Regions from separate parts of the Homo sapiens genome. Here region 1 is linked to region 2. Evidence: chromatin loops called from intact Hi-C (ENCODE). Cell type or tissue: PC-3. All regions are shown on one strand.

What was found. Peaks named below come from ENCODE experiments on the same cell type or tissue, not always from the same donor. Only the 100,000 strongest peaks of a DNase experiment are listed, where the experiment ranks them.
Region 1: it touches region 2 in a loop (2.8-fold over the local background); 3 of 110 quality-filtered maps call a loop at or near these places.

The regions. Positions count from the first base shown.
Region 1 is chr16:25,046,540-25,051,539 of GRCh38, forward strand. No RefSeq gene overlaps it. Among named protein-coding and RNA genes, the nearest start is that of LINC02175, 18 kb to the right of the region's middle. RefSeq lists a silencer at 2,989-3,283. In PC-3, no CTCF peak of the experiment used is centred here; DNase peaks (open chromatin) are centred at 2,212, 3,342 and 3,972; H3K4me3 peaks cover 1,781 bases; H3K27ac peaks cover 3,839 bases.
Region 2 is chr16:24,902,421-24,907,420 of GRCh38, forward strand. SLC5A11 (solute carrier family 5 member 11) reads left to right here. Exons shown (of 17, transcript NM_001352248.3): 12 at 4,237-4,344; 13 at 4,605-4,755. Among named protein-coding and RNA genes, the nearest start is that of SLC5A11, 59 kb to the left of the region's middle. RefSeq lists an enhancer at 4,029-4,529. In PC-3, no CTCF peak of the experiment used is centred here; no DNase peak of the experiment used is centred here.

The sequences.
Region 1 (5,000 bases), 140 kb after region 2:
TCACTACAACCTCAGCCTCCCAGGCTCAAGCAATTCTCCTGCCTCAGCCTCCCAAGTAGTTGGGACTATAGGCATGCACCATCACACTCGGCTAATTTTTCTATTTTTAGTAGAGACGGGGTTTCACTATGTTGGCCAGGCTGGTCTTGAACTCCTGACCTCAGGCGATCCTCCCACCTCGGCCTCCCAAAGTGCTGGGATTACAGGCATGAGCCACTGCGCCCAGCCTGGAATATTTTTATCAGATATATATATGTTGTAAATACACACACACACACATATATACATGAAACATATATATATATGAAAATGTAAAATACCATTTGCAATAGCATCAGGCCAGGCACGGTGGCTCATACCTGTAATCCCAGCACTTTGGGAGGCCAAGGTGGGAGGATCCCTTGAGCCCAGGACTTTGAGCAACATAGGCAACATAGTGAGACCTTGTCTCTACAAGAAAGTGAACCAAATTAGCTGGGTATGGTGGCGAGTACCTGTAGTCACAGCTACTTGGGAGGCTGAGGTGAGAGGATAGCTTGAGACTGGGAGGGTTGAAGCTGCAGTGATCTGTGATCATACCACTGCACTCCAGCCTGGGTGACAGAGAGATCCTGTCCCAAAAAAAGAAAAAAGGAAAAACAGCATAAAAACAGTAGCATCAAAAATCATTAGAATAACTCTAATGAAAGACATGAAAACACCTTTACCAGAAAAGTATTGTGAGAGAATACTTTTACTCTCTCACTAAAATATTGGTGAGAGAAATTAATAAATACTTAAATAAGGAAGAGGTTACTTTGTTCATATATTAGAAGACCTGATATTAAGATGTCTGTTCTCCCCAAATTGATCTATGGAGTCAATGCAATCCCAGTTAAAATCCTATTTGTTTTTTTTTTTGAAGAAACTAACAAGTTGATTCTAAAATTTATATGGAAATGCAAAATATCTAGAATAGCAAAAAAAAAAAAAAAAGAGCAAAGTTGGAGAACTTAAACTGCTAATTTTTTATACCACTTAATTTTAAGACTTACTATAAAGCTACACTAATCAAAACATTGGTCTTGACATCACAATAGACAAATATATCAGTGAAACTGAGTCCAGAAATAGACCTGCATACGTACTGTCAGTTGATTTTTGCCCAGAGCGAGTAAGTCAATTTTCTGGTGGAAGGAAGGAAAGTCATTTAATTTCTTTTTTTTTTTTTTAAGAGAGGGTCTTCCTCTGTCGCCCAAGATGGAATGCAGTGGTATGATCATGGCTCACTGCAGCCCCAGCCTCCTGAGCTCAAGTGATCCTCCCACCTCAGCCTCCCAAGTAGCTGGGAATGCAGGTGTGTACTTCCATGTCCAGCTAATGTTTTGTTGTTTTTTGTTTGTAGAGACAGGGTCTCACTGTGTTGCCCAGGTTGGTCTCGAACTCCTGGGCTCAAGCAGTACTCACACCTCAGCCTCCCAAAGTATTGGGATTGTAGGTGTGAGCCACTGCCCAGCCAGGAAATTATTTTTAATGAATAATTCTAGATCAACTGGATATTCACATGAGGAAAGAAATTAACCTTCACCCCATCTCATGCCATACACACAAATTAGTTGGTAATTGTTCATAAACCTAAACATAAAAGCTAGAATCGTAAATCTTACACATGAAAACATGGGAGAATATCTTTGCAACCATGGGGTGGGCAGATATTTTGTGAGTAGAACACAAAATGCACTTACTACAAAGGAAAAATAAATACATTAAGAAAATGTACAGGCAAACCATATAATATTTGCAATACGTGGTAAGGGTTTTATTCTTTTCCCAAAGTACTTTGGTATTACTCAGGTCTGTGGCATCTTGCATGATATTCTGTATTTACTGGCTTTTTGTTGAGTTAGATACAGAACATTGATCCAAGAGAATTTTCTGATTGGGTTTCCCCATTTCTTTTACCTTCGTGTGAATGTTGCTCCCTTTGCCATTTATGCTTTGCCCAATATTCAGTGACTGCTTACAACAGAGACAGATTTTAGATCATATTATTCTTTGTAAAGTAAAGAGACATTAGATGAAAGCAAAAGGCAACACGGGCAGTCTCCTCTGGAAGGGAATTGCAGCCTATATGAGTCTTCCTGGTTATTGAGGATTGAGGCTCAGCTTTTTAGGTGACTCAGCATTTAAGTCCTGGCACATTAACTATATACTAGCCACAGACCTGAAAGGAGGAAGGGAGACGAAGCCTAGCTCTGTTTCAGTACAGCGTCTTTTGCCCTTAAGACTGCTTCCTGGCCAGGCGTGGTGACTCATGCCTGTAATCCCAGCACTTTGAGAGGCTGAGGCGGGCGGATCACTTGAGGTCGGGAGTTCGTGACCAGCCTGGGCAACACGGTGAAACCCCGTCTTTACTAAAAATACAAAAATTAGCCGGGCATGGTGGTGGGTGCCTGTAATCCCAGCTACTATTTAAGTCCTGGCACATTAGCTGTATACTAGCAACAGCCCTGAAAGGAGGAAGGGAGACGAAGCCTAGCTCTGTTTCAGTACAGCGTCTTTTGCCCTTAAGACTTTGCTTCCTGGCCAGGCGTGGTGACTCATGCCTGTAATCCCAGCACTTTGGGAGGCTGAGGCGGGCGGATCACTTGAGGCCAGGAGTTTGTGACCAGCCTGGGCAACACGGTGAAAACCCGTCTCTACTAAAAGTACAAAAATTAGCCGGGCATGGTGGTGGGTGCCTGTAATCCCAGCTACTCGGGAGGCTGAGGCACGAGCATCAGTTGAACCCCGGAGATGGAGGTTGCAGTGAGCCAAGATCATGCCACTGCACTCCAGCCTGGGCGACAGAATGAGAGTCTGTCTCAAAAAAAAAAAAAAAAAAAAAAGATTTTGCTTCCTGCCTTCCGTTTATAAACCAATAATAAAACCAACAGGAAATAGAAACTAAAAATGAAACTAAAAGGTATAAAAGAACAATAGAATTAAAGTTGGAGGTAGTGCCATATCTTACAGACCACAAGCAGCATGCAGTTGAAATTCTAAATCTGAGATTTTAATGCTGAACATAGTTGAATTTTGCAATCTCAAATACATGTACAGTGATGCCTTCGGGTAACAGCTGCCCGCATATATGGTGGTGGCGGTCCCACGGGAATTTTTCAGCTCTATTATCTTATCACCTAGTGACGTAGCTGTCCTAATGTCTTAGCACGGTACATCACTCATGAGCTTATGTGGATGCTGGTGTAAACAAACCTACCGTGCAGCCTGTCCTATAAAAGTGTAACACATACAATTATGTACAATACATGAAACTTGATCATGATAAAAAACTGTGTTAACGGTTTATGTATTTACTATGCTGTACTTTTTATTGTTATTTTAGAATAACAACTTGCTGACTCACCCAGAGCAACTACTTATTAACAAAAAGTTAACTGTAAAAGCCCTCAGGCAGGTCCTTCAGGAAATATTCCAGAAGAAGAAATCATTATCTTGGGAGATGTCAGCTCCATTCATGTTATTGCCCCTGGAGACCTTCCAGGGGAACAAGATGTAGAGGTGGTGGAGAGTGATATTGATGGTGCTGACTCTGTGTAGGCCTAGGATAATGTATGTGATTGTGTCTTAGTTTTTTTTTTCTTTTTTTTTTCTTTTTTTGAGACAGAGTCTGGAGTGTAGTGGCACGATCTTAGTTCACTGCAACCTCCACCTTCCAGGTTCAAGCGATTCTTCTGCCTCAGCCTCCTGAGTAGCTGGGATTACAGGCATGTGCCACCATGCCTGGCTAATTTTTTGTGTTTTTAGAAGAGACGGGGTTTCACCATGTTGTCCAGGAAGGTCTCGAACTCCTGACCTTGTGATCTGCCCACCTCAGCCTCCCAAAGTCCTGAGATTACAGGCGTGAGCCACTGTGCCTGGCTAGCATACACTGCTTTTAAAGTTTACACAGTGTAATGTCCTGCGTCTTCACACTCACTCACCCCTCACTCACTGACTCACCCAGGGCAACTTCCAGCCCTGTAAACTCCATTCAGTGCAGGTGTCCTATAGAGGTGGATCATTTTTAGCCTTTTATACTGTATTTGTAGTGTACTTTTTCTATGTTTAGCTGTGTTTAGATACACAAATACTTAACATTGTGTTACAGTTGCCTTCATTATTCAATACAGTAATGTGCTGTAGAGATTTGTAGCCCAGGAGCAATAGGCTATACCATGTAGCCTGGGTGTGTAGTGGGCTGTACCATCTAGGTTTCCGTAAGTGCTCTCTGTGCTGTCTGTACAACGAAATCACCTAAGAATGCATTTCTCAGAATGCATCCCCATTGTTAAGCAACACATGACTTTATGCGCACAAACAGATACACACACGTACACATACGCATATCATTTAAACAACTCAAGTGTTATGAGGGATAAAACAAATGTTCAGGGGTAGGAACATCTAAATCCAGGTGGGTATGTTTCAAAACCCACATTATGGCTCACGTCTCTAATCCCAGCACTTTGGGAAGCGGCAGTGGATGGATTCAACACCAGCCTGGGCAACAAGATGAAACCCCATCTCTACAAAAAATACAAAAATTAGCTGGGTGTGGTGGTGTGTGCCTGTAGTCCCAGCTACTTGGGAGGCTGAGGTGGGAGAGACACCTGAGCCCAGGGAGGTTGAGGGTGCAGTGAGCTGTGATCACACCACTGCACTCTAGCCTGGGCAACACAGTGAGATCCTGTCTCAAAAAAAAAAAAAAAAAAGAAAAGAAAAGAAAAGAAAAGAAAAAAAAGGAAGGAAAACATACATTAAACCTTCAGTTACCTAGTTAATAGAATTAAGTTCCGCAGCTGAGGAAACTGCCTCAACCTAGATCTATAAAGCTGAGTCTGCCTTGTAGGGTCCTACGAGGTTTGTGTGTGTTCATATTTGTCAAGCATTTGGAATAATGCCTGGCACATAGTAAGCACACGGTGTCACTTAAAGAAGTAAATGAGGCTCCAGCTTGATCCTTATAAGCTGGGTGA
Region 2 (5,000 bases):
ATGTAGCTGATTCTAAAACTTGACTCTTGTTTATGCAAATTATGCCTGAAGACCTGGGTTGATATATGGAAGATCAATAACAAGACCTTGACCATCTGTCTTAACAACCAATCAGCCAATCAAGTCTTTTTTTTTTTTTTTTTTGAGACGGTGTTTTGCTCATGTTGCCCAGGCTGGAGTGCAATGGTGCGATCTCCACTCACTGCAACCTCTGCCTCCTGGGTTGAAGCGATTCTCCTGCCTCAGCCTCCTGGGATTACAGGCATGCGCCACCAACCCCGGTTAATTTCATATTTTTAGTAGAGATGGGGTTTCTCCGTGTTGGTCAGGCTGGTCTCAAACTCTTGACCTCAGGTGATCTGCCCATCTCGGCCTCCCAAAGTGTCGGAATTACAGGCGTGGGCCACCGTGTCCAGCCAACAGTCATTATTAAATGAGACATAACACCATGTTCCATGAACCTAGGACTTTGTAATGTAGCAGATGAGTCTCATACTCATGGAAAAATAACATAAACTATATATTGAAATACTCTATCATATGATACAAGCAAGAGGTGCAAAATAAATTTTAGAGAGTAAGGTGAATTAGAGAGAGTGAAGTGGGCATTGTGTATTTGAAGTCTCTCTCCCTTCTCTGGAGGCCCAGACCAGTGCTTTTCAGAGTGTGGTCCCCAGCCCAGCAGTGGCTCCTGGGAACTTGTTAGAAGTGCAAACTTTCAGTCCCGATTCAAAACCTTCTGAATCAGAATCCCTGGAGGGACATCTGTTTTTTTTTTTTCTCTTATTATTTTTAACTAATTATTTTAATACAAATTGTACATACTTATAAGGTGCAGTGTGATATTTTGATACATTATACAATGTGTAATGACCACATCAGTGTAATTAGCTTATCTATCACCTCAAATATTTATCATTTCTTTGTGTTGGGGGCAATCAAAATCCACTCTCGACTATTTGAAAATGTACAATAAATTGTTGTGAATTATAGTCACCCTATAGTGCTATAGAACACTACACATTATTCCTCCTGTCTAGCTGTACTTTTCTATCCATTTACCAACCTTTGGCTACCCTCCTCCCCACTACCCTTCCCAGCCTCTAGAAACCACTATCCTACTGTCTACTTCCATGAGCTCAACTTTTCAAGCTTCCACATATGAGTGAGAGTATGCAGTATTTATCTTTCTGTGCCTGGCTTATTTCACTTAACATAATATTCTCCAAGTTCATCCACGTTGCCATGAATGAATATGAAAAAGAATTTCATTCTTTTTTATGGCTAAATAGTAGTCCACTCTGTATGTATATGTACCACATTTTCTTTACCCATTCATCTGTTGACAGACACTGAGGTTGATTCCATATGTTGGCTATTGTGAAGAGTGTTGCAATAAATGGGGTGCAGGTATCCATTTGCTATATTGATTCCAATTGCTTTGGATATGTATTAATCCATTTTCACACTGCTATGAAGATATTACCTGAGACTGGGTAATTTATAAAGGAAAGAGGTTTAATTGATTCACAGTTCCACATGGTTGGAGAGGCCTCAGGAAACTTACAGTCATGGTGGAAGGCGAAGGGGAAGCAAGGACCTTCTTCACATGGTGGCAGGAGAGAGAAGTCCAAGCTCAGAAAATGCCAGACGTTTATAAAACCATCAGATCTCATGAGAACTCACTCACTATCATGAGTACACAAGGGGGAACCACCCCCATGATCCGATCACCTCCCTCCCTCGACATGGGGGGATTACAGTTCCCTCCCTTGACATGTGGAGATTACAATTGGAGATGAGATTTGGGTGGGGACACAGAGCCAAGCCATATCAGGATATATGCCCAGTAGCAAAATTGCTGGATCATATGGTAGTTCTATTTTCAGTTTTTTGAGGAACCTCCATAGTTTTCCATACTAGCTGTAGTAATTTACATCTCCACCAACAATGTATAAGAGTTTCCCCTTCTTCACATCTTCACCAGCATTTATTATGTTTTGTCTTTTTGATGATCCCCATTCTAACTAGGGTGAGATGATATCTCATGAGGTTTTGATTTGCATTTCCTTGATGATTAGTGATGTTAAGCATTTTTTCCTGTCTGTGCCAGCCACCTATTTTTTTAACAAGTCCACTAGAAGGTTGAGAACCCCAGGTCTAAAGGGCCAGTTTCAGGGCCAAGCACTCTGCCTCCCTATTTGCACTTCTCTCTCCACCACGGCTCCACTGGCTCCCTCCTAAATCTTCAACGGAGTCCACAGCTGCCTAAAAGTATTTTCTGATCCTGAGTTCTTGTGAGCCTGGAAAAAAACCCTCTTCTGCTAAGTCCATCTGAGAAATGGCACATATTTTTATTTTTTCATTAAACTTTAAGTTCTGGGATACATGTGCAGAACGTGCAGCTTTGTTACATAGGTATACATGTGCCATGGTGGTTTGCTGCACCAATCAACCTGTCATCTAGGTTTTAAGCTCCACGTGCATTAGGTATTTGTCCTAATGCTCTCCCTCCCCTTGCCCTCCACCCCCCGACAGGCCCCAGTGTGTGATGTTCCCCTCCTTGTGTCCATGTGTTCTTATTGTTCAACTCCCACTTATGAGTGAGAACATGTGGTGTTTGGTTTTCTGTTCCTGTGTTAGTTTGCTGGGAATGATGGTTTCCAGCTTCATCCATGAGAAATGGCACATATTTTTAAATAAACTATATGGAAATTAAGAGAGAAGCAAAACAACCCTCAAAACACAATCCCAGCACTTTGGGAAGCCAAGGCGGGAGGAACACTTGAGGCCAGGAGGTCAAGACCAGCCTGGGCAACATGATGGAACCCCGTCTCTACTAAAAATACAAAAAAAAAAAAAAAAAAAAAAAAAAACCTGGGTGTGGTGGCACGCCTATAATACCAGCTACAGGCTAGGAGGCTTAGGCAGGAGAATCGCTTGAACCTGGAAGAGGAAGTTGCAGTGAGCCGAGATTGTGCCACGCACTCCAGTCTGGGCGACAGAGTGAGACTCCATCTCAAGAAAAAATAAAAATAAAAATAAAAAAATTAATTAAAGAAAAAGAAATTAGCTGGGTGTGATGGTACATGCCTGTAATTCCAGCTACTTGGGAGGCTGGAGCCTGTGAGGCTAGGGTTGCAGTGAGCCAAGATGGCACCACTGAACTCCAGCCTGGGCGACAGAGCAAGACCCCATCTCAAAAACACGCGCGCGCGCGCACACACACACACACACACACACACACACACACACACACACACAGAGTTTAGAAATGCAGTATTTACAGAGCCAATCTTCTCTACCTGAGCTTTGAAATAAACTAAGGGTTTGCCTCCTGGCCATAATACTTACTAGCAATATAATCTGGAGAAACTAACCTCTGGGCCTCAGTTTATCTGTCTTTGAAATAGGGATAATAACAGTATCTTCCCCCATAGAGTTGTGAAAATTAAATGAGGTGTATGTACAAAGCTTACTGCAGCTCCTGAGTCATAGTAAACCTTCAGTTAATGTTGGGTTTGTGGAAGAAGAAGGTTTTGTGCTATGTTTGGATTTAACTGGGCTAGAGGCATCTTATTTCAGGCATCAGAGGGTGTGAAGCATTCTGACAAGAGAATCTACGTATAGGAAATGATTCATTAACCAGGACAGGTGAGCAGATGTTACTGAACAGTGAGTTAATGATCATGGACGGATCACTTGAGGTCAGGAGTTCGAGACCAGCCTGGCCAACATGGCAAAACCCCATCTCTACTAAAAATACAAAAATTAGCCGGGCATGGTGGTGGGTGCCTGTAATCCCAGCTTCTCGGGAGGCTGAGGCAGGAGAATCACTTGAACCTGGGAAGCAGAGGTTGCAGTGAGCTGAGATCGTGCCACTGCCCTCCAGCCTGGGCGACAGAGCAAGAGGCTCCGTCTCAAAAAAAAAAAAAAAAAAGACATTATTGTAAGATTGGCCACTAGGTGTCCCAGCTTCATCTGGGTTACGATAACAATAGCTGAATTTTTTCCAGCACTTCCTATAAAGTCGTGTTATTATCCTAGTTTTACAAATAGGGCAACTCGTCTCAGAAAGCGTAAGTAACAAGGTCACAGCTTATAAAGTCTAGACTCTTTTTTATTTCATTGAGCTATAAACTTCCATATGATAAGCCTGTGTCCGGCCCCATGTTGCCTGGGCCTGGGGCTCTGGGGGCCTGACTGCTCACCTCTGGGCCTGTGTTTCCTTCGTAGATCAAGTGGCCTGTGCAGATCCAGAGATCTGCCAGAAGATCTGCAGCAACCCCTCAGGCTGTTCGGACATCGCGTATCCCAAACTCGTGCTGGAACTCCTGCCCACAGGTAATGTCCCTTCACTCCTGAATCAAGTCCCCTGGAGCACCCAGAAAGGAGATCACCGGATGGGCTCTGATCCAAGGCAGGGTCAAGAAAGGAGGGCTGGTGGGGGAGGAAGACTCTGGGCTCCCCAAGAAAGGCTACGTCCTGCAGGAAGCTCTGCCCCGCCGTCCTCCCTGAGGTTCTGCCTCCTCCAGTTGAGCCCACTGGGATCGGCTGCTTTGGCAGAAAAGGACCGAGGCCCATGACCTCCCTTCCGCCCCCAGGGCTCCGTGGGCTGATGATGGCTGTGATGGTGGCGGCTCTCATGTCCTCCCTCACCTCCATCTTTAACAGTGCCAGCACCATCTTCACCATGGACCTCTGGAATCACCTCCGGCCTCGGGCATCTGAGAAGGAGCTCATGATTGTGGGCAGGTAAGTCCCCACTGGGTGGGGCTGGGGCAGGGGGAAGAGAGAGCTGAGCCCACCCAGAGGCAAAGTCCAGGTTCAGCCAGCAACCTATCCAGGCTGAAGAGCATTAGGACTCCATGTGCAAGACATTCATTCATTCAGGAGATGCTGAACGAGCACCTACTGTGTACCAGGCACAGGGCACATAACCATGAAAGGGCTCAGTTCTTGCCTTCATGGAGCCAGGGAAGGAGGAGAATAAGCAAATA